2 separate regions of the Mus musculus genome follow, and region 1 is linked to region 2. A link is a loop called in an ENCODE intact Hi-C map of the cell type or tissue named here. Cell type or tissue: heart. All regions are shown on one strand. Each heading gives the region's core, and the rest is flanking DNA. Links, peaks and the distances in the headings are about the cores only. Region 1 overlaps Ttc24 (tetratricopeptide repeat domain 24). Region 2 holds the start of Nes (nestin).

Region 1 (9,859 bases), core at 781-8,780, 100 kb before region 2:
CAACCCTTTAGTAAACTTTCATTAAAGATCTAATGCCTTCAACTCATTCCCAGGCCAGTGACAGACTGTGATAAACAGAGCATCTGGTGCAGATCAGTGTTGAGTGCTTGCCTTGAAAGTTGGGTTCAATCTCCAATGCTGGGAGTAGACATTAGGGGAAAGACTTAGGGAGGAAGAATCCTGAGAAATTACAGAAGTTTGCAGGACTTTTGATTGGTCTGGTTTTGGTTTTGGTAACATGGGGGATTGGATTCACAGAAGGCAGTGTTCAGAAAGTTACTTGGTCTGAGTCCTGACGAAGAACTTGGGAGAGTTCTAAAGAGAGAAAGTCAAAATGCTGCCCAGTGGGACACAGGAAGCAAGGTAAGAGTTCAGAGGAAAATCCTTGGTCCCTGGAGGCCAGAGGTAGAGCCAAATTTCCCTTAAGGGATCCTATTGGAGAGGTAGAGGGCGAGAACTAAGGCTGACATGCTGACCTCTCTGTTCCTGGCATCAACCCTGGGTCTTCCCCTATCCCTAAGGATAGCCACTGGAAGCTTGAGACTGTGCCAAAACCCTCAAACTGCAGGAAGAAAAAGGAGAAAAAGAAGAGGCTGCAAGAAGAAGCCAAGATCCGGAGCCTCACCAGGGATGGCCACAGGGCCTTGCATGCTGCTCAGATTCAGGAGGCCTTGGGCAGCTTCCAGAAGGCCTTCCTGCTGGCCTCCAAGGCCCCATCAACCAGAGACAGCTCCATTCTTCAAGCCTGTGCCTTTAACTTAGGGGCTGCCTATGTGGAGACTGGAGACCCAGCCACAGGTCTTGAGCTACTTCTGAGAGCCCACCCTGAAGAGAAGTCCGAAGGCTGGTGTCATGGTGACCAGTGCTTCAATGTGGCTTTAGCCCATCACGCCCTTGGTGACCTGACTCAAGCTTTGGACTGGTACCACAGGGCTCTGGTCCATTACCAACCACAGGGCTACCATGGGGAGGCACAGGCAAAAATAGGAGCCTGCTATCAGGCCCTGGGATGGCCTAAGCAAGCAGCCTGCAGTTTACAGGAAGCAAGCCAGGCCTATGCCCATGCAGGCCAGCTCTGGGATGCAGCCTTGGCTCAGGTGGCTGCCGTGAGATGTATGCTGAGCAGTCGGCAGTATGGACTGAGTGATGTGCTGCGGGCTCTGGAGGAGAGCCGCAAGCTTGCTGATGCTGACCGGAGCACCGACCAGGGACTGCTAGGTGAGCCTTAGTAAACAAGGTGTGGGCTCTAAAGAGGTGCTGAGCCTAAGCTCGGTGGTGTCCTGGGGGCTGGGGAATCTGGAGGAGTGAGTGGGTCAGAAGCTATACCGTTACAGCCTTAGCTATGGCCCATCTGGCCATCAGTGACTTTGGTTCTATTCTCCAGGGCCATTCTACAATGATCTAGGCATGGGTTACTTCCAACTCCAACTGTTCCCTCTGGCAGTAGAGGCCTTCCTGCAGGCCCTACCCCTGTGTCGACAGCCATCAGAGCAGGCTACAGTGCTTCAAAATCTTGGAATGACCCACAATGTCCTTGGCAACTATTGGGAAGCCCAGGAGTTTCACCAGAAGGCTGCAAGTCTGCATGGTGGGTCCCAGGGACTGGGGACTGGGGCCAAGACTAAAGGATTAAAAAGAGGTTTCAGGCTTGGAGAGGATACATATACATCATATATGCATGTGTGTGCATACACACACACACACACCACATTTCTGGAGTGCTTGCCCAGCATACACAAAGCTCTGATTTGGTTCCCAGCACCACATAGACCCAGTGCAGTGGTGCTCATCTGCAGTCTCAGTGCTCAGTAGGTGGAGACAAGAGAATCAGAAGCTTTAAGCGATCCAAATTCCAGGCCAGCTTGGGTTACATAGTATCCTGTCAAAAAAGAAAAAGAATAAAATGTTTCCAATGAACGGGGTGGTGTCCCACGAGTTGGGAGGGGACTGAGGAGCCTGGGTCCCGATCGGCAAGGCGCTACACCGGGAGCATGGCTGGCTGAATCTCTGGGACCAGTTACTGGGCTGGGACTACCTGAAATGGAAGAAGCAGACAGAGCAGAAGGTAGTGAGCACAGTGGCCTGGAGCTGGAGGTTGGGAGGCCACAGGTGCTGCCCTGAATCTCCTCCTTCAGCAGCAAACCACTTCCCATCTCTGCCCTTTAGTTGCCACACATAATGATGGTGCTGTGAGGGGCAGATGGGATGGCTCAGCAGGGAAGGGTACTTACTGCTAAGCAAGTTGGCCCGAGTTCACTTCCCAGAACCCATGTGGATGTCAGAGAGCACCAATTCCCGCAAGTGGTCCTGACTCCCTTCTGTGCACAGCCATATACCCACAGAAACAAATATGAAAAAATTAAAAACAATGGTAGCTGAGGGTGGGGCTCAGTGGCAAAGCACTTGCCTGACATGCACAGGGCCCTGGATTCCATTCCCAGCACTACAGAAACATACACACACACACACACACACACACACACACGCACACACACACACACACACACACACACACACACACACACGGTATCCAATCACACAAGTGAGATTGGACCTGGGTATCTATGAATCTATGACCTGGGTGTCTAGCCCTTAAATAGTTTTTGTTTTTTGTTTTTTTTTTAACCTGCCCGCTATGGTGCACACCTTTGATCCCAGCACTCCAGAGGTAGAGACAGATCTCTGATCTTTTATTTATTTATTTATTTATTTATTTATTTATTTTTCCTCAGCATATTAATATAGTCTCTTAACCCACAGGTCCCAACTTGCTAGGGAGGTATTTGGGGTAAAACAAGGTGAGAGGCTCAACCTGGATAACTTAGGTCTTTGTGGGTCACCTACAGGCGCTGAGGCTGAACTTTGGGACTCCTGGGATCCTCCCTTGTTGAGGGCAGGGTTTCATTGCCCCAGCAACCAAGTCCCTACTCAGACTGACCTGTTCTGATTTCAGGCTCTGTGGGCCAGCGGTGGGAGCAGGGTCGCAGCTTTAGCGGCCTGGCATTTTCACTGAGCCAGCTGGGGGACCACAGGGCTGCCTGGGACAGCTATTTGCATGCCCTCCAGGCTGCCCAAGACACTGGTAAGAATGAGAGGGTTAGCTTGGAACTCAGGGAGGGGGACACAAAGACCGAGGGTACACAATGCCTGAAGGGTCTGTGGAACAGGGAACATGAGAAGATCTTTCGAGCTCTCGTCCTTAGGAGACGTGAAGGGACAGTGGCAGGCGTGTGAGGGCCTTGGGGCAGCTGCAGCCAGACTGGGACAACATGACCAGGCCTTGAAATACTATAAGGAAGCGCTGGCCCTGTGTCAGGTGAGACCCTCCATCATGGCCTCTGACTTCCTGCCTTCCCCTCCTCCAGAAGTCTCGGCTGATACTGCCAGTCTTGCTCCTTGCTCCCACCACGTATTTACTGATTAGAAACACCACACCAGGTCCACAGCTGTTACCTGGAGGAAGAGGCAGTCTGCCTACAGTTTTATGCTCAGTGGCATAGTGGCATGGTGGCATGGTGGCAGGGCACAAAGAAAGGGAATCAGACCTCTCGCTCTTTCTTTCTGTCCCTTTCCTGGTTTTGCAGATTCATAGCTCGGTTCATCCGCATTCCACCCCCGTTCCTTTCTCCCCAGCACGAACCAAGTTCTGTACGAGAGCGGCTTGTGGCCAAATTGGCAGATGCCATGCGGACCTTCGTGGCTCAGGAGAAGATAGCCCAGGCTCGTTTCTTGGTAGTATGACACCTAAGACGAGGAGGTGGGAGTGGGGACAAGATGCCCCAGAAAGAATCTTCTCAGGAATGCCACACTTAACCACTCCGTGTTCATTTTCCCCTGGGCTTGCATGAGGGATGGATGTATATAAGGTTGTAGGGGGTGGGGCAGAGATTGTGACATACCTTTTTGTCCACGGGCTGTTTCTTGGGACTTTAGCTGAGGTCACAAGCCCCATTGGGTTAAGGCCAAGGCCTTTCAGCCATTCGTGTGAAGAGTTGGGAGGCTGCTCTTGGGTGCAATTCCCTAAATGGCCACAGGATGGGGGTGGTGCTCCAAGAAAACTCCAGGAGCTGTCTCTTTGGTAGGGCTTCTATGGGTCTCCTTGGACTGTACCTCGAGCGCGGTTTGCTTTCCAGTCTCTCTCCACAGGCCCTCCAAATGCTTTCCTCTATAGGAAATGTCCTCTCACCCCAAGAATTGAAATGTATATTTTATTAGAGGGATTTAATGGGTTGAATGCCCTCTTGTTTTAAAGCTCAGGACACTGTATAATCTTCAGTTATTTCACCTGAAGCAGAGAGGGTGTAGTTCAGATGTAGGATGCTTGCCCAGCAGATGTGAGACCCTAGTTCAGTTACCATACTGGGGGATAGGGGTAGTTATCTTGGAACAGGTAGGGGGTTGGATTAAAAGTCAAAAATCTTGGGCCAAGGCCTTCCACTAACTCAGAAAATACACAGAGGCACTGGGCATCGCATAATGGTCAGGCTATGGCTGGGTCCACAAGCCTGATTTCTGATCTAAGATTTAGTAGGTGAACCTTCAGAGAGCAAAGGGCCTTACTTCAGAATTTGAGTCTCAGAAACCCCCTGGGCTGTCTTCCAGCACGTAAGTCTGTGTGGGGACACTGTGGCTCCCTAAAGGTAGCTGGAAGGGCAGTGATAGCCAGGTGGGTTTTCTCTGTACATTCGCCAGCCCTCTGCTCCTGGAAAGCTGCAGACTTCACGGAAGGCAAAGACCTCAGCCAGGGTACAAAGTAGTGCAGAAGATGCCCAGGAGAGGTGAGTCAGGCAGTCCTGACATGGTAGAAGAGGGTTTGCTGGCTGGGGTAGGGGTGGGGGTGGAGGGAGCTGACCCCAGGGGTGTCCCACAGCCCAGCTACATCCAGTTCTCTGTCCCTGAAAACCTTTCAGTCAGTGGGAAGGTGAAGCGTCAGAAGGCGGCCATGAGAAGAAGGAGATGGAGGGGTTGGTGAACACGGCCACTGTGTTAGGACCTCAGAGACAGAACCGTGAGTGGAAAGAGGGGGTGGGTAGGAGGAACACGCCCCACTCCTGCAGTTGGAACCCTCATCTCACCTTCCTGGTGCCCCCACACACACCTGCCACCCACCTCTGGCTCCCCCTGCCTGCAGCAGCTCTCCCACATTTCTGCTTCTCTCATGGGGGGGGCCTGGCCCATTTCCTCCCAGGCCTTCCCAGATGTGTGTGTGTTGCTAGCTCTCTGTTCCCTAGCTTTCATGCCGTTTCCTAGCAACTTAAACTTTGTATCTTAGCGCCCAGGGTGTGTGAAGAGCCAGCTCCACTTCAGGCACCATGTTAGGCTTTTCTCCTTACTAGGCTGTCCCATGAACCTCTCAAGCTCACTCACGGGGCTGAAGGCCTTGCTATTTGGTGAGCTGGCTCGGATTCCTGGTGTGTTTCCTTCTAGGGACTCATTCCTCCATCACTTAGGGGACTGGTGTTTACCAAGCACATGGCTTGTCCAGGGCATCTTCCGTGAAGTGACCAATACATAGCTAGATATCTGCCCCCATTTGTCCCCACCCCTGCTTCCTCTTTCCCACTGTGAGGTCCTGGTTACGAAAAGGTCTGTGAGAAATGTATCTAATCCCCTCCATCCATGCTTAGGAGCCACAACCCATCTTCCATCTGGAGGCCCAAGTCCCAGTGGAGAGGAATATCCCTTCATCATAGCACCCAAGAAGCTCCGAGTCAGTAGGTGGGTCCTCCGAGGGGTGGGGCCCTGGAGGATGGGCAGCTTGTGGTTGAGGGAAGAAAGCATCTAAGACTCGGCGTTATCCCAGTCTCCTGCAAAGCCTGACTGCTGTAAGAGAACAGCGTCCTAAAGAAAACAGAGATGAGAAGCTGCATCCAGGGAGGCAGATCTCGTGCTTCCACAGTTGCCCCACGCCAGCCCCTCTGTCCCTTTAGGTCATCCACATGGGCCAAGGAAGCCCTCGGCAGGAACTTCCAGAGGACACGCATCCAGTCCGGCCTCTGCAGCATCATGTGATCTATACCTGCTGGCTACAGCACTTACCTCTACAGGAACTTCCCGATAGACACTTGTATGGGCTTTGGGGAGGAGCCTCTTTAGCCGGTATGGACAAGGTGCTCCTGAACAGACAGGCCAAGGACTCTGCTGGCTTGGCATTGAGAGTCTCTTTGCTCTTCTTTGGGGGGGACTTGAACTCAGTAGACAAACGAAAACTGGGAAACGAATAGTGAGCACTGTCCCTTGCTTTTCTGGATTGGGACGTCATGACTGTTAAAACGTTTTGCCAGTTCTAAAAATGACTTCCTAGCTCAGGTGACTTTGGGGTCACTGAGCTTCTCCATGTCCCCTTCTCATGTTGGAGACACGAATGTCATACAACAGAAGATAAGAGGGCACACACTCCAGTTACTGTCCCCCATGAATACCCAAAGTCACACAATAACCGTGATAATTTTTCGACATTTTTCGAGCATGCTTCACACCCTGAACACTTATAGGTATTTCCTCACAGGAGTGCGGGAGGAAAAGAGATGGCTGGGCACAGTGACACGGGCCTATGATCCTAAAGCTCAGAGAGGGCAGGAAGGTCACCGCTTCAAGGCCAGTCTGAGCTACATAGCAAGATGTATCTCAAAAAACAAAACAATTAGAGAGGCCAAGGCTGGCAGATCTCCCTGAGTTTGAGGCTAGCCTGGTCTACATAGCATAATCAGGCTAGCCAGGGCTATATAGTGAGACACTGTCTCAAACAAACAACCCAAAAAACAAAAACAAAAAAATCCAACAACAAAACTAAAATGAGGAAAAGAAAGCTCAAAGGTGAAAAGGGTTAAAGATCCAGTAGTGGGCTGGCGAGATGGCTCAGCGGGTAAGACCTCTGACTGCTCTTCCGAAAGTCCTGAGTTCAAATCGTAGCAACCACATGGTGGTTCACAACAACCCATAATGAGATCTGATGCCCCCTTCTGGTGTGTCTGAAGACAGCTACAGTGTACTTAATAAATCTTTGGGACGGAGCAAGCGGGGCTGACCGGAATGAACAGAGGTCCTAAAAATTCAATTCCCAACAGCCACATGAAGACTCACAATAGAATTCATCTGTACAGCTACAGTGTATTCATATACATAAAATAAATAAATACATCTTTAAAAAAAGATGCAGTCACACCAGTAGGACCTGGAGGTCAAACTGAGTGACACAGGCCTCTGTGCAGCCCCACCCCCGCCCCACTGGCACCTGAGCTGGCCGGCAGTCTGCTGTGTTTTAGTACAAAATGTAAATCTGGGACCCAAGTGTAAAAAGAAGCATTGTTTCTACAAAGCTGAGTTGGATCCTTAATAGACTCATTCAAATTAGGTCACTTTTTGGTTTGTTTCTGTTTATTTTGCTTGCTCCTAGGGACTGAGGGCATAACAGGGCATCCTGGGCTAAGCAAGCACTCCACTGTTGGCTCCAGGCCAAGTCTAGTCATTTTCAAAAGCTGCCATTAGATACAAGCAGTGTGTGTGTGTGTGTGTGTGTGTGTGTGTGTGTGTGTGTGTGTTACAAAGTGGCGCCAATCCTAAGGTTCTAGAGTAATCTGACACTACTTGCTCTGCTTGCTTTGGACGTTGCTGATTCCCCTTAAAGAAGCAAACTGACCCTGGAGGGATGGTTCAGCAGTTACAAGCCCTCACTGGCTGCTCTTCCAGAAGACCTGGACTCATTCCCCTGCACTTACAGGGCAGCTCACAACTGTCTGTAACTCCAAAGGATCCTAATATCCTCACACACATAGGCAAAATGCCAATGCACATAAAATAAAAATAAACTAATCACAAAAAATGCAAACTGGAGTGCCAGGAGGTGGTGGTGCACGCCTTTAATCCCAGCACTTGGGAGGCAGAGGCAGGCGGATTTCTGAGTTCGAGGCCAGCCTGGTCTACAGGGTGAGTTCCAGGACAGCCAGAACTGCACAGAGAAACCCTGTCTCAAAACCTGCCCCCCAAAAAAATGCAAACTGGGGGTGGGAGGTGCTGGAGAGATGGTTAAGAGCATTTGTTGTTCTAAAGGACCGGGATTCAATTCTCAGCACCCACATGGTGGCTCACAGCTGTCCATAACTCCAGTTCCAGGGGATCCAGGGCCTTCTTCTGACCTCTGAGGGCATCAGGCATGCATACGAAATACAGGTGTACACACAGGCAAAACACTCATACACATAAAATAAAATAAATCTAAAAAAATTTTTGTTTTTTAAAGAAGCAAACTGGAAATTGCAGGTGACTGGTAACAGGTAAGGTTTGTATAAAAACCACGTGAAATCTAGCCGAGTGAGGTGATGCACACCTTTAATCCCAGCACTCAGGAGGCAGAGGCAGGTGGAATTCGGAATTCAAGGCCAGCCTGGTCTTCAGAGGGAGTTACAGGACAGCCAGGGCTACACAGAGAAATCCTGTCTCAGAAACAAACAAACATAAATCCACTCACTGGCTCCAACTTCAGGAAAAGGACCCTGGCCCCACATTGATAAGTAGAAAATAGATGTATTTTATTTTAGGCTGCAGTAAAAATAATTTACTTCTAACCATGTTAAAATCAGAAGTAAATGAAATGATTAAAAGGGTGTAGGAGAGAAAAACCTCAATCCTACTGTCTCTTGTTTTCTATTTGTGCCCTGAGTTTTAAATAGACTGAGTCCATTTAACAAGGCTGGGAGTGTAACACTGTGAGACATGAATCTGGTTAATACGGCCAGGAGTACCGCTCTGTGGTCCAGAACTTGTCTACCAAACAAGAAGCTTTCAATTCCATCTCCAGCTTTGTGCAAAAGAGAGGGGGTAGGGAGGGAGTGGGAAAACAATCAGTTTCACGGAGAAAAAAACCCACATTTATCTTTATTATTATTATTATTATTAAAAACAGGTATTATTAAAAACATGGCTGTCCTGGAACTCACAACATAAATCAGGCTGGTCTTGAACTCACAAAGATCTGCCTCTGCCTCCTGAGTGCTGGGATTAAAGGCATCTGTCACCATGTCCAGCTTTCTTTCTTCCTCCCTCCCTTCCTCCCTCCCTTCTTCCCTCCCTTCTTACTTTCATTCCTTCCTTCCTCCTTTCCTCCCTTCCTCCCTCCCTCCCTCCCTTCCTTCCTTCCTTTCTTTTTTGATTCATACAGTATATTCTGGCCATGGTTTCCTATCTCCCAGATTCTCCTTATCCAACCCTCTCTGCACCTTCTTTCTCTCTCTCAAACAGGCAAAATACGAAAACAATAAAAACAAAAACAAAACAACACGTACATGTACACAAACCCATAAACATACAAAACCGGAAACCATAACTTACAAGCAAAAGACCAGCAAGATGAAAGAAGGCCCAAACAAAGCAACACGAAGTCGACAAAACACAGTTGAGTTTGTTTTGTGTTGGCCATCTACTGCTAGGCATGGAGCCTACTGATAAGTGTGCTTTGTATACCCAGTGAGACTTCACTGGAGAAAGCTAAATTTTGCTTTGCAAAGGGTTGTCAATCAGAGGCAACTTCTTGATTAGGGAGGGTTTATGTCCATTTCCCCTCTCAGCCCTTGGACCCTGTCTGGCTTGAACCTGTGCAGCCCTGTGTGTGCTGCCACAGTCTCTATGAGTTCACATGTGCACCAGGAAGACACTGTTTCCTTGGTGCCATCATCAACTCTGGCTCCTATGGTCTTTCTGCATAGCTTGCTCAGACCTGTGAGGGGTTTGAGGAAGATATCTTACTTAGGACTGGGTGTTCCAATGTCTCTCACTCTGTACACTGCTCAGTTGTGGATTGTTGGGAGCCGCTCTCACATTTGCCATTATAAGATGGCGCTGACAGCTGTGTTCTAAGTGCAGG
Region 2 (9,859 bases), core at 1,340-9,339:
GGGAAGATGTGGAAGGAGAGCGTCCAGGAGCAGTTGGCTCCGCCTCTTACCAGGAAAGCCAAGAGAAGCCTGGGAACTTCTTCCAGGTGTCTGCAAGCGAGAGTTCTCAGCCTCCAGCAGAGTCCTGGGGGGGAGGGGAGGCGATGGGGTCAGGCCCAGCTGAGGTTGCATGTCCTGCCACTGCAGGATCACTCTTTATTGTGACCATTGTCGTATGAAAGCCACACAGTCATATACCCACAGATATATACTTGGTGAACCCATATTTGAGACTCAGGGAGACCCCACACGCAGATTCCCACATTCGGAAGCAGGGCCAAGTGAATTGCTAACACTTCGATCAGACTCCTCAGATCAGTCTCCGCCTCCCCACCCAAGGCCAAGGCCGATGACCTCATCCTCGGAGAGGGAGGCCGATTCTCATGCTAATTATTGCCTTTTGTCCACACTACCATCTGGAGGGCCTGAGAAGGAGGGGCTCCTCAGGGGAAGTGGGAATTCTCAGGCTGTTCCCATGGGATGGCTCTCTCCTAGGCCCCCAGAGCTGGTGACAGACAAAAGCAAATGAATTCAGCTCTCCTTCTCCAAATCCTTTTCAGACCGCAAACACCAGTGCTTACATTCCTCAGAGCTGCCTGGACCCTTCCCCTCGCCTCAGAAGACTGACTGGGGCGAAGGCCCTCATCTTAGGATCACAAATCCTCCTTCAGGCCAGAGGTCTTTAGGTTCACAGCTGATGGGAGGAGATGAGGGGAATCAGTTCACAAGGGATTCGGAGCTAGTCCCTTGTTTCCATTCATGGCCTCTGAGCACATCTGGTTCTCAAAATAGCCTTTCCTCCGTCCTCATAGTGTCCTGCCTTGTGCATTCAGTCCTTCCTAGACACTCACTGGCTTCCCTTCTCTGGACTCTACCCTCCAGCTCCTCTCCTAGATCTGTCTCTGGTCTTGCCTCTTTGCCAGTGGATTCTGGAGAAGGGCGACATCCTGTCCTGGCCCCATACTCTGGCGGGATATCCTCAGCCCTCAACAGTGGGACTCCAGCCGGGACCTCTTCTGACAGACAGAGGCTGGACACAAACTACCCACAGCTGTTCCACTCAGCCTTCCTGAGGCAGCCAAGAAAGGGGCAACAGGAGCTGGGCAGGGCCAGTGACACGAGGGCTTGAAAGGAAGGCAGAAGGCTAGGCGCCCAGCTCTTACCCCAGACACAGCTGAGGCCCGGGCTAGGGGACCGGTGAGCACGACCAGGCAATCCTGCAAGGTCTCTTTCCTGAGACCGCCCAGGTGTCCCTGGGATCTGGCATAGACACTGGAGATTGCCTGCCTTTCAAAGAACTCGAGAGCAGGTGACTGTACCCTCTGGTCTCCTCCCTGAAGACTGAGTTGTCTCTTTAAGCATAACCATCTCTTCTAGTCCCGAACCTGGGAGCAGGTGGGCTCAAGTTTATGCCTACCAAGCTGCCAAGCCAGACAACCTCTTTGATCTCTGGGACTCATAAGCCTCCATCACAGACAAAAACATTACATAAATACATGTAATAAAAAGTTTTAAGTGGATCTGAGGGCTGGACAGATGGCTCAGTGGTTAAGAGTGCTTGCTGCCCTTGCAGAGAACAGGGGTGTGGCTCACAGCACCAGTGTGGAGCTGCTCACAGCCTATAACTCCAGCTGCAAGGGACCCAGTGTCTTCTGGGCTCTTAAGACACCTGGACACATGGGGCCTATACACAAATACACGTAAATAGAACAGTTTTACAGGGTCAAGTTTCGGGGCCCTTCAGCCAAGGAGACAGTCAGTACTGTGTACCTGTATGTAGCCACTTCCAGACTAAGGGACATCTTGAGGTGTGCCAGTTGCTGCCCACCTTCCAGGATCTGAGCGATCTGACTCTGTAGACCCTGCTTCTCCTGCTCCAGGGCTTCCACAGCCAGCTGCAAAGCAAGCCGGCAGAGTGAGTGGGAGGGGCCTCTGCTCTGGGCCATGACTCTCTTCACTGCTCACATCTTTGTAGGGCAGAGTCCTGTTCCTCTACCTGCGTTCTCCCTGTCTGGAGCACTGTGCTGGACCCCCGGACAAGCACAGGAAACACTCCAGGCCTCTCCTAGATAGACCAGGCTTCTTCTTAGGATGCTGGTTAAATGGTAACACATGCTATTGAGAACCTAGCTCCCACGGGAGGAGATGGGATAAAGGAGAGGAGATGGGTTACACAGCGGAAGAGGAGGCAAAGTGGAAACAGAAGGAAAAAGCAATTTATCAAGAGTCGCCTCGAGAAGGCTTGGAAGGAAAGCAGCTGGGCCACCACTGCCCCCGGCTCCTCATAGCAGGCTGGGTTCCTCCACTTCCCACTTGTTCTGGAATCCTTCTCCCCCAAGAAGAGTGGGCAGGTGGTCACGTCGGGACTTCTGTCTGGGCCAGGCAAGAGGCTGTTTTCTCAGCTGTTGGTCACATCTGTGCAATATGAGGGGGAGGGTGCCCCAGGCCTTTGGAATGCGCTTCAGGGAGCTGAGAAGCCTTGACACAGAGAGGGGCTGGTGGTCTGCGGTGGCTCACACTGCCTTCCTTCACTATGGTTGCTAGGAACCTTCTGGTGGGGAGAGAGCATGTGTTGGGCACCTTCTGATTGACAACTGCATAGTGAAGGGCACAGGGAGTCACCCTAGAGAGGGGTTGCCATTCAAAGAGTGAGGAGCAGCTACAGTGGGTATTGGCCTGCGGGCCTTTCAAGGGGGCTGTGCTAGGAGGTCTCAGAATTCCATCCATCCTGCCTGTCTGGACAGGGAAGTCTAGGACTTGTGCTTGCTCTGAGCAAGGACTCCTGAATACAGTTGTCCTTGCCCCCACCCCTTTCCTGAAGGTCTCTTGCCATCCTAAGTACCTCCTAGGGCTTGGTTTTACCAGGGACAGGGTGGGCGTGTTGGTGACCCTCCTCACCTGGAACTTTTCAGTGGCCTGCAGCCGGTCCTGCCAGCGGCCTTCCAATCTCTGTTCCAGCGCCTCTCTGCGCTCCTGGAGGCTGTCGCGATCAGCCTGCAGCTGCTGCACCTCTAAGCGACTCTCCCGAGCGCCCCGCACGGCTTGGCCCAGACGCTCGCGGGCCTGGCCCAGCGAGCTCTCCATGTGAGCCACGCGCTCCTGGTAGTCACGCACCGCCCCGCGCCACACTTCGCCTAGGCGCCTGGCCAGCTCCTCGACTTCAGGGGCCCGGATGGGGGATGCGTGGGCCGGCGCGGGGGGTCGGCGCGGCGTACAGGCGGCCTGGGCGTTCAGGTGCGCGCGCTCCTCCTCGTGCGACGCTCGCAGAGCCTCTAACTCGCGCTCCAGCTCGGCAGCCTGGGTGCTCAGCCAGCCCCGCGCATTCTTCTCCGCCTCGAGCGCGCGCCGGCTGCAGGCCGCCTCCTCGATGGTCCGCTCCCGGGCGAGCCGCACCTGCTGGCACCGGCCCGCCACGCTCTCCAGCTCTTCGGCAAGGTTGTCGCGCTGCACCTCAGCCTCGTGCTTCTCCCGCCAGCGCTGATCGACGAGGACCCGCAGGGCTGCCAGCTCGTCGTCGGCTCGGGCTCGCCAGGAGGCGTCCCCGGACTGCGCCCGGAGTCCCCCAAGCTCGGCACTGAGCAGCTGGTTCTGCTCCTCCAGCGTCTTGACCCGGGTCAGGTAGGCCTCCAGGCGTCGATTGAGCTCCCACATCTGAAAAGATTCTTCCCCGACGCAACCCTCCATGTCGCTGGTCTGGCCCCCCGAGGGCAAGCGGACGTGGAGCACTAGAGAAGGGAGTGGCCCTTGGAGCTTTTAAGGGGGAGAAAGGGAGTAGCGGCGACAGTGACCCAGCGGAAGCGGAGGATTCCAGCAGCGAGCTGAAGCGAGGGTATTCATACTCCCGCCGGCCGGGCGGAAAAGGGGCGGTCCCTAGGCCTTAACCCTTTAGAGTTCAGTGCAACACACAGCCCGGGTCCCTGCATCATCCCAGCTCAGCAGAGAAGAATCAAATTGTAGCCTCGCCCTGGCGGGGATCCCGTCCGGTGCGGGTGATTTTCCGAAAGAGGCTTGAGATACAGCCAGACAGCCCAGAACACCCTAAGATGCACAGAACTGGGCCCCAGGACCTCCTTTCTCTACACTCTTACTCAAATCCTCTAGGACTCAGCTCCTCATTTATAAAATGGCTTGGTGTTGGAAACCTCGTGAACTGTTGGAAAAACGGACGGTGCAGTGTTTTGTGTATAACAGTAAATACTCACCCCCAAGAGAGGCAACATTGCGAAGAAACACTGCCCGAAGAAAGAGGAGCCCACTGGTACTGAGGGAAGTCTGCCAGTGCTCCGGAGGCTGAAGTAGGATTGACACCAGCCTGGGTAGTAAACACCACCACCACCCCTTTTCTTCAGATGGTTGGTATGGCTATGTAGATCAGGCAGGTCTCAGGGACGCTCCTGCCATAGCTTCCCCAGTGCTGGGATTAAATGCCTGTGCCAGTACCCCTGCCCAGTTAATGTTAGCAGACACAATGCCCAGTTCGTACCCGCAGAGGGACGTCCTACCCTACCCTACCCCGCACCAGGAAAAGGAGACTAGCAAGGGAAAGTTTTTCTCCTTTGAAGTTCGATCCCTCTTGTCATTTAGTGAAGAAGTTACGCGGCTCTCAAGAGAGCCCCCTGGTGGCTAAGCATGAAGTTTGGCGAAGAAAGAAATGAAGCTGTAGATTTTCTACAAGGGACCAATATTTCAGGCTCAAATATTTGAATGCTTGCTCCCCAGGTGGAGGACCTGTTTAAAAAGATTGGGGCCGGGCAGTGGTGGCACATGTCTTTAATCCCAGCACTTGGGAGGCAAAGGCAGGCGGATTTCTGAGTTCGAGACCAGCCTGGTCTACAGAGTGAGTTCCAGGACAGCCAGAGCTACACAGAGAAACCCTGTCTCAAAAATCCAAAAAAAAAAAAAAAAAAAAAAAAAGGATTGGGAGGAATGGCCTTGTTGGAGGAGGTGTGTCACTGGGGGCAGGCTTGTGCTTGTACATTGAGACCTGAGCTCTCAGCTGCTGTTCCAGTGCCATAACCGCCTGCCTGTTGCCATGCTCCCTACTGTGATGTTCAGGACCCGCATAGTGAGCTGAGGAGAGACTGGTTCCCACATGGCATACTGTGGCATGGTGCACCTGTACACACACACACACACACACACACCAATAATAAGAAGAACAATAATAAATCTAAATTCTTTAAAATAGCTGTTTGAGTCAATGACATGAGTTTCATCAAACTTTGTTCAGTGAGGCCAGTTTAATCCCTTTAACCCCAGCACGCAAGAGAAAGAATAAAGCCAATCTCTGAGTTTGAGGCCAGCCTCTACATAGCAAATGAGTTCTGGGCCACCCAGGATTACATAGTCAGATCCTGCCTTAAAAGAAAAAAAAAATAGGGGGCTGGAAAGACTGCTCAGTAATTAAGAGCACTGACTACCCTTCCAGAGGTCCTCAGTTCAATTCCAAGCAACTACACGGTGGCTCACAACCATCTGCAATGAGATCTGATGCCCTCTTCTGGTGTGTCTGAAGACAGCTACAGTGTACTTATATATAATAAATAAATAAATCGTTCAGTGAATTTTGACTTGGGATTAGGACAAAATTTCCAAAAATGTCTGAAATGGTCCTAAACATACTTCTATGGGCAGAATCGTTCATACAGATTGGCATTCTCAGCACTGATGGTTACGAAATCAGGATATCTGGGCTGGAGAGACAGACGCTCAGTAGTCAAAAGCACTTGCTGCTCTTCCAGAGGACTCAAGTACCATTCCCAGCACCCACATGCAGCTCCAGGGACATCAAAGCCTCTGACCTCTGCATGCATCCACACACAGATATACACGCCCATGCACACACACACACACACACACACACACAAATAACAATAAACTATTTTTTTAAATTAAAGTATGGATCAATTCTGAAAATGTTGAAGGTGTTCCATCATGGACCTGAAGTACCAAATGTTCAGGCAAGATTCAGCTCTACATAAGCATAAACAAGCAGGCCAGGCAGTGGTGGCGCATGCCTTTAATCCCAGCACTTGGGAGGCAGAGGCAGGTGGAGGCAGGTGGATCTCTGAGTTCGAGGCCAGCCTGGTCTACAAAGTGAGTTCCAGGACAGCCAGGGCTACACAGAGAAACCTGTCTCGAAAAAACAATAAGCAAGCAATCCTTCCCATTCGCAGGGAAATCTCCTTTCATCTTTTTTTTTTTTTTTAGCTTACACAAAGCAATTCATTAACAGAAAATAATTTGAGAAGTCCTGTTCACAGATGACAACCATGATGACCCTCTTCCTTCCAGTGCTGTCAGAGGGGATGGGGATGACAACTTCTATCTGCCCAATCCTCATCCCAGAGCTCTGAGGGCTGACTGGGCTCCAGGTCCTGGGGTCTTGGTCCTGTTTCCTCCTGTGGCCCGGAGTTTGATACACAGGGTGGTGATGCCCAGCCCCTTGCACCTCTGGGCAACATCCTGGGCAGCCAACATGGCTGCATACGGAGAGGACTCATCTCAGGCAGCCTTTACCTTCATCCTGCCAGTCACACGGCAGACGGTTTCCTTGCCAGAAAGATCAGTAACATGGACAAGGGTGTCACTGAAGGACGCAAAGGTCTGACAGGCAACAAATACATTCTCTCCTTCAGTCACCTGAGGTCCAAGGCTGGTGACCTGTTCTTCCCTCTTTTCCTTCCCCTCGTGAGGTGCCACTTCTGAACGTTCTCCCCAGACTCCCCCACCCCTTCTTTTATCTTTTAAAAATGGAAAAATCATCTGTATACCAGAGATTTGCTCTAACATAAATGTCTTTATGATTATCAGTATTTGGCTTGTATGCCTGTTACATACTTGCTACTGTGGATCATGCAAATGTTCCTCGGGCACTGAGGTCTCCAGTGGAAAGAGGATAAGTGGCCCTTCTCTGTCCTTCTCAGCAGAGTTCCTTGAGCACTGATCGTGTTCTAGAGAGACTGCGGTGCCTTGCACAGGGCTGTGGCTCTGAATTCGCCCCTTCCATCTCAATAGCCCTGAATAAGTTAGTGATGTCAAATGTTTGACTGGAGCACACAGGTGAAAGCATGTCTTACTAAAGCAAACACGTGAGAGGCTGTTTTCCTGAAGCAGACACAGGTGAGAGGATGTTTGGATATAGCAAACACATGAGAGGACTCTTGATGAAGGAGTATAAATATGACCCCACAGGCAATAAGAGACGAGCACTGAGTTTTGTTTGCTCCACCTTGATATTCTTCGCTAAAGGCACACATGTATTGATTCATCATATATAGTGTTGTTGGGCTCACCTTGTGATAATGCTGCCACCGAGAGAAACTCACCCAAGCACTGCTCTCAAGGTTCCCGAGGCAGCTTGCTGCTTCTGCAGCCTCACCTCAGGCAGGCTGGTAAGCCTGGCAGTTTCTTCAGGATTGAACTACAGCTGCCTGGTGTCTGCTTGCTGAGAGAACTGGACTGTAGCTGCTGGTTCATGCATGGTGTCTGCCTGCCTAGAGGACTGGTCTGCAGCTGCTGAGTCGTATTTGGTGTTTGCTATGGGAATGAACTGCTGTCAAAGCAAATCGAGCTTGTTCCCAAAGAACTATTGCTGAACAGGTCCACTTCCACCATAGCCTAATAACTTTTCTCTTCTACTACCTTTGCTGGGTGGTAGGGATAGAACCCTTATTAAAAGTAGGTTGCAAAAAATTTATACCTACAGGGAACCCTCTCTCAACCTTTGGGGGCTGCATTGGTTACAGATGGACCCCAGGACACCATGAATACTGGACAAGTAATCTTTGAGCTGTATTCTTGGCTTTGAGGAATCTGTGAGACTTCAGCTGCAGTGTTGTGGTTGTTGCTGTTATTGGTTTGTTTGTTTGTTTTAAGAGCAGCGAGTACTCTTTTTTTTAAAAGATTTATTTATTATTATACATTAGTACACTGTAGCTGTCTTCAGATGTGCCAGAAGAGGGTGTCAGATCTCACTGTGGGTGGTTGTGAGCCACCATGTGGTTGCTGGGATTTGAACTCAGGACCTTCAGAAGAGCAGTCAGTGCTCTTAACCGCTGAGCCATCTCACCAGCACTGTTGTTATTGTTGTTGTTATTATTATCTCCTAAGACCACAGCATACAGCATATGGGCCACATGCCACTACACTAGGTAAGTGCAAAACAGATCAGCAGCCATTTGGAGCAAGAGACACAGAGAGATAGAGACAACAGAGAGGAGTGGAGATAGAGAGAGACAGAGCTACAGGCAGGACCAAGAAAAGTAGGACAGAGAGACAGAGGCCCAAAAACAGAGACAGAGAAAAGCAACAAAAGATAGAGACAGAGAGAGAAGAGACAACAAGACAGAAAAAAACAGTGACAGAGATCCCTAAGCAAGCCAAGGCCTCTCTGGGCAACCCAGGAAGAGGCCTGTCCTTTTCCCTGACGACTGAAAGTGGGTAGGGTATGGTGTTTCATTTACCGGTGCTGGGGCCTAAACCTAGTGATTCATGCATGCTAGGCAAGCACTCGACCATGCTGAATGTTTTTATTTTAGCCGTGAATCGAGTAGAAACCATGTTTATCAGATCTACATTCATGAAAAAAAAAAAAAAACAAAAAACAAGAGATCTTGACAAAATAGGAGAGAAATGAGCTAGGCCTGGCATTACATCTGTAATCCCAGTACACAAAGGGTTCAGTCAGGAGTACAAGAGGTCAACATGGCTAGAGAGATGGCTCAGCAGTTAGGAGCACTGACTGCTCTTCCAGAGGTCTTGAGTTCAATTCCCAGCAACAACATGGTGGCTCACAACCATCTGTAATGGGGTCTGATGCTCTCTTCTGGTGTGTCTGAAGACAACTATAGTATACTCATATACATAAAACAAATAAATCTTTAAAAAAAAACAAAAATCAAAACAAAACAAAAAACAAAAACAAAAAAACAAAACAAAAAAACAAAACAAAACAAAACAAAAAACCACAATAAAATCCTAGAGGCATGGTGGCCATCAGGGTTTCCGTTGCTGTTAAGAGACCCCATGGCCAAGGCAACTCTTATTAAGGACAACATTTAATAGGGGCTGGCTTACAGATTCAGAGGTTCAGTCCATTATCATCAAGGCAGGGAAGATGGCAGTGCAGGAGTTGCTGAGAGTTCTGCATCTTCATCCAAAGGAAAGCCAGGAGCAGACTGTCTTCCAGGCAGCTAGGAAAAGGGGAGGGTCTCAAAGCCTACTCCTACAATGACACACTTCTCCAACAAGACCATACCTTGTAATAGTGCTACTCTCTGGGCCAAGCATATTCAAACCACCACAGTGGCCCATGCTTCTAATCCCAACACTTGCAGGTAGAGGGAGGCAGATCTCTGTGAGTTTGAGGCCAGCCTGACCCACATAGTTCTAGGACAGCCAGGACTATTTAGAGAGTCCCTGTCTCAAAGTAAATCAACCCCACATTCTTGACTCTGTATCCTTTTGGGGGTGGGTGGAGAAATTGCTCAGATGTTAAGAGCACACTGGCTGCTCTTTCAGAGGACCTGAGTTCAATTCCCTTTGACCAATGGCAGCTCACAAGTGTTGGAAACTCCAGAGAATTCAGTGTCCTTGTCTGGCCTCCACTGCATGCACAGACATCCATACACATTTTTAAAAAATCATGGGGCTGGAGAGGTGGCTCAGTGGTTAAGAGCACTGACTGCTCTTCCAGAAGTCCTGAGTTCAATTCCCAGCAACCACATGATGGCTCACAACCATCTGTAATGGGGTCTGATGCCCTCTTCTGTGTGTCTGAGGAGAGCAATGGTAGTGTGCATTATATGCATAAAATAAA

What was found. A loop is a pair of places that touch in the nucleus more often than their neighbours do. Peaks named below come from ENCODE experiments on the same cell type or tissue, not always from the same donor. Only the 100,000 strongest peaks of a DNase experiment are listed, where the experiment ranks them.
Region 1: it touches region 2 in a loop (6-fold over the local background); 10 of 42 quality-filtered maps call a loop at or near these places.

What each region holds. Positions count from the first base shown.
Region 1 is chr3:88,066,180-88,076,038 of GRCm38, reverse strand. It overlaps Ttc24 (tetratricopeptide repeat domain 24), which reads left to right. Exons shown (of 10, transcript NM_172526.3): 2 at 522-1,218; 3 at 1,385-1,588; 4 at 2,954-3,082; 5 at 3,204-3,316; 6 at 3,634-3,732; 7 at 4,693-4,778; 8 at 4,911-5,008; 9 at 5,628-5,718; 10 at 5,931-6,629. The coding sequence starts at 1,116. The coding sequence ends at 6,012. Among named protein-coding and RNA genes, the nearest start is that of Ttc24, 7.2 kb to the left of the region's middle. In heart, for the core only: a CTCF peak has its summit at 4,016; a DNase peak (open chromatin) is centred at 4,018; H3K27me3 peaks cover 3,719 bases.
Region 2 is chr3:87,965,067-87,974,925 of GRCm38, reverse strand. It overlaps Nes (nestin), which reads right to left and starts at 3,833. Exons shown (of 4, transcript NM_016701.3): 1 at 2,938-3,833; 2 at 1,810-1,934; 3 at 51-124. The coding sequence starts at 3,723. Gm32518 (a long non-coding RNA gene) reads right to left here. Exons shown (of 3, transcript XR_375786.3): 3 at 9,200-9,233. It also overlaps the pseudogene Gm3745. In heart, for the core only: a CTCF peak has its summit at 4,659 (motif pointing left); DNase peaks (open chromatin) are centred at 3,175, 3,835 and 4,465; H3K4me3 peaks cover 3,367 bases; H3K27ac peaks cover 2,687 bases; H3K27me3 peaks cover 747 bases.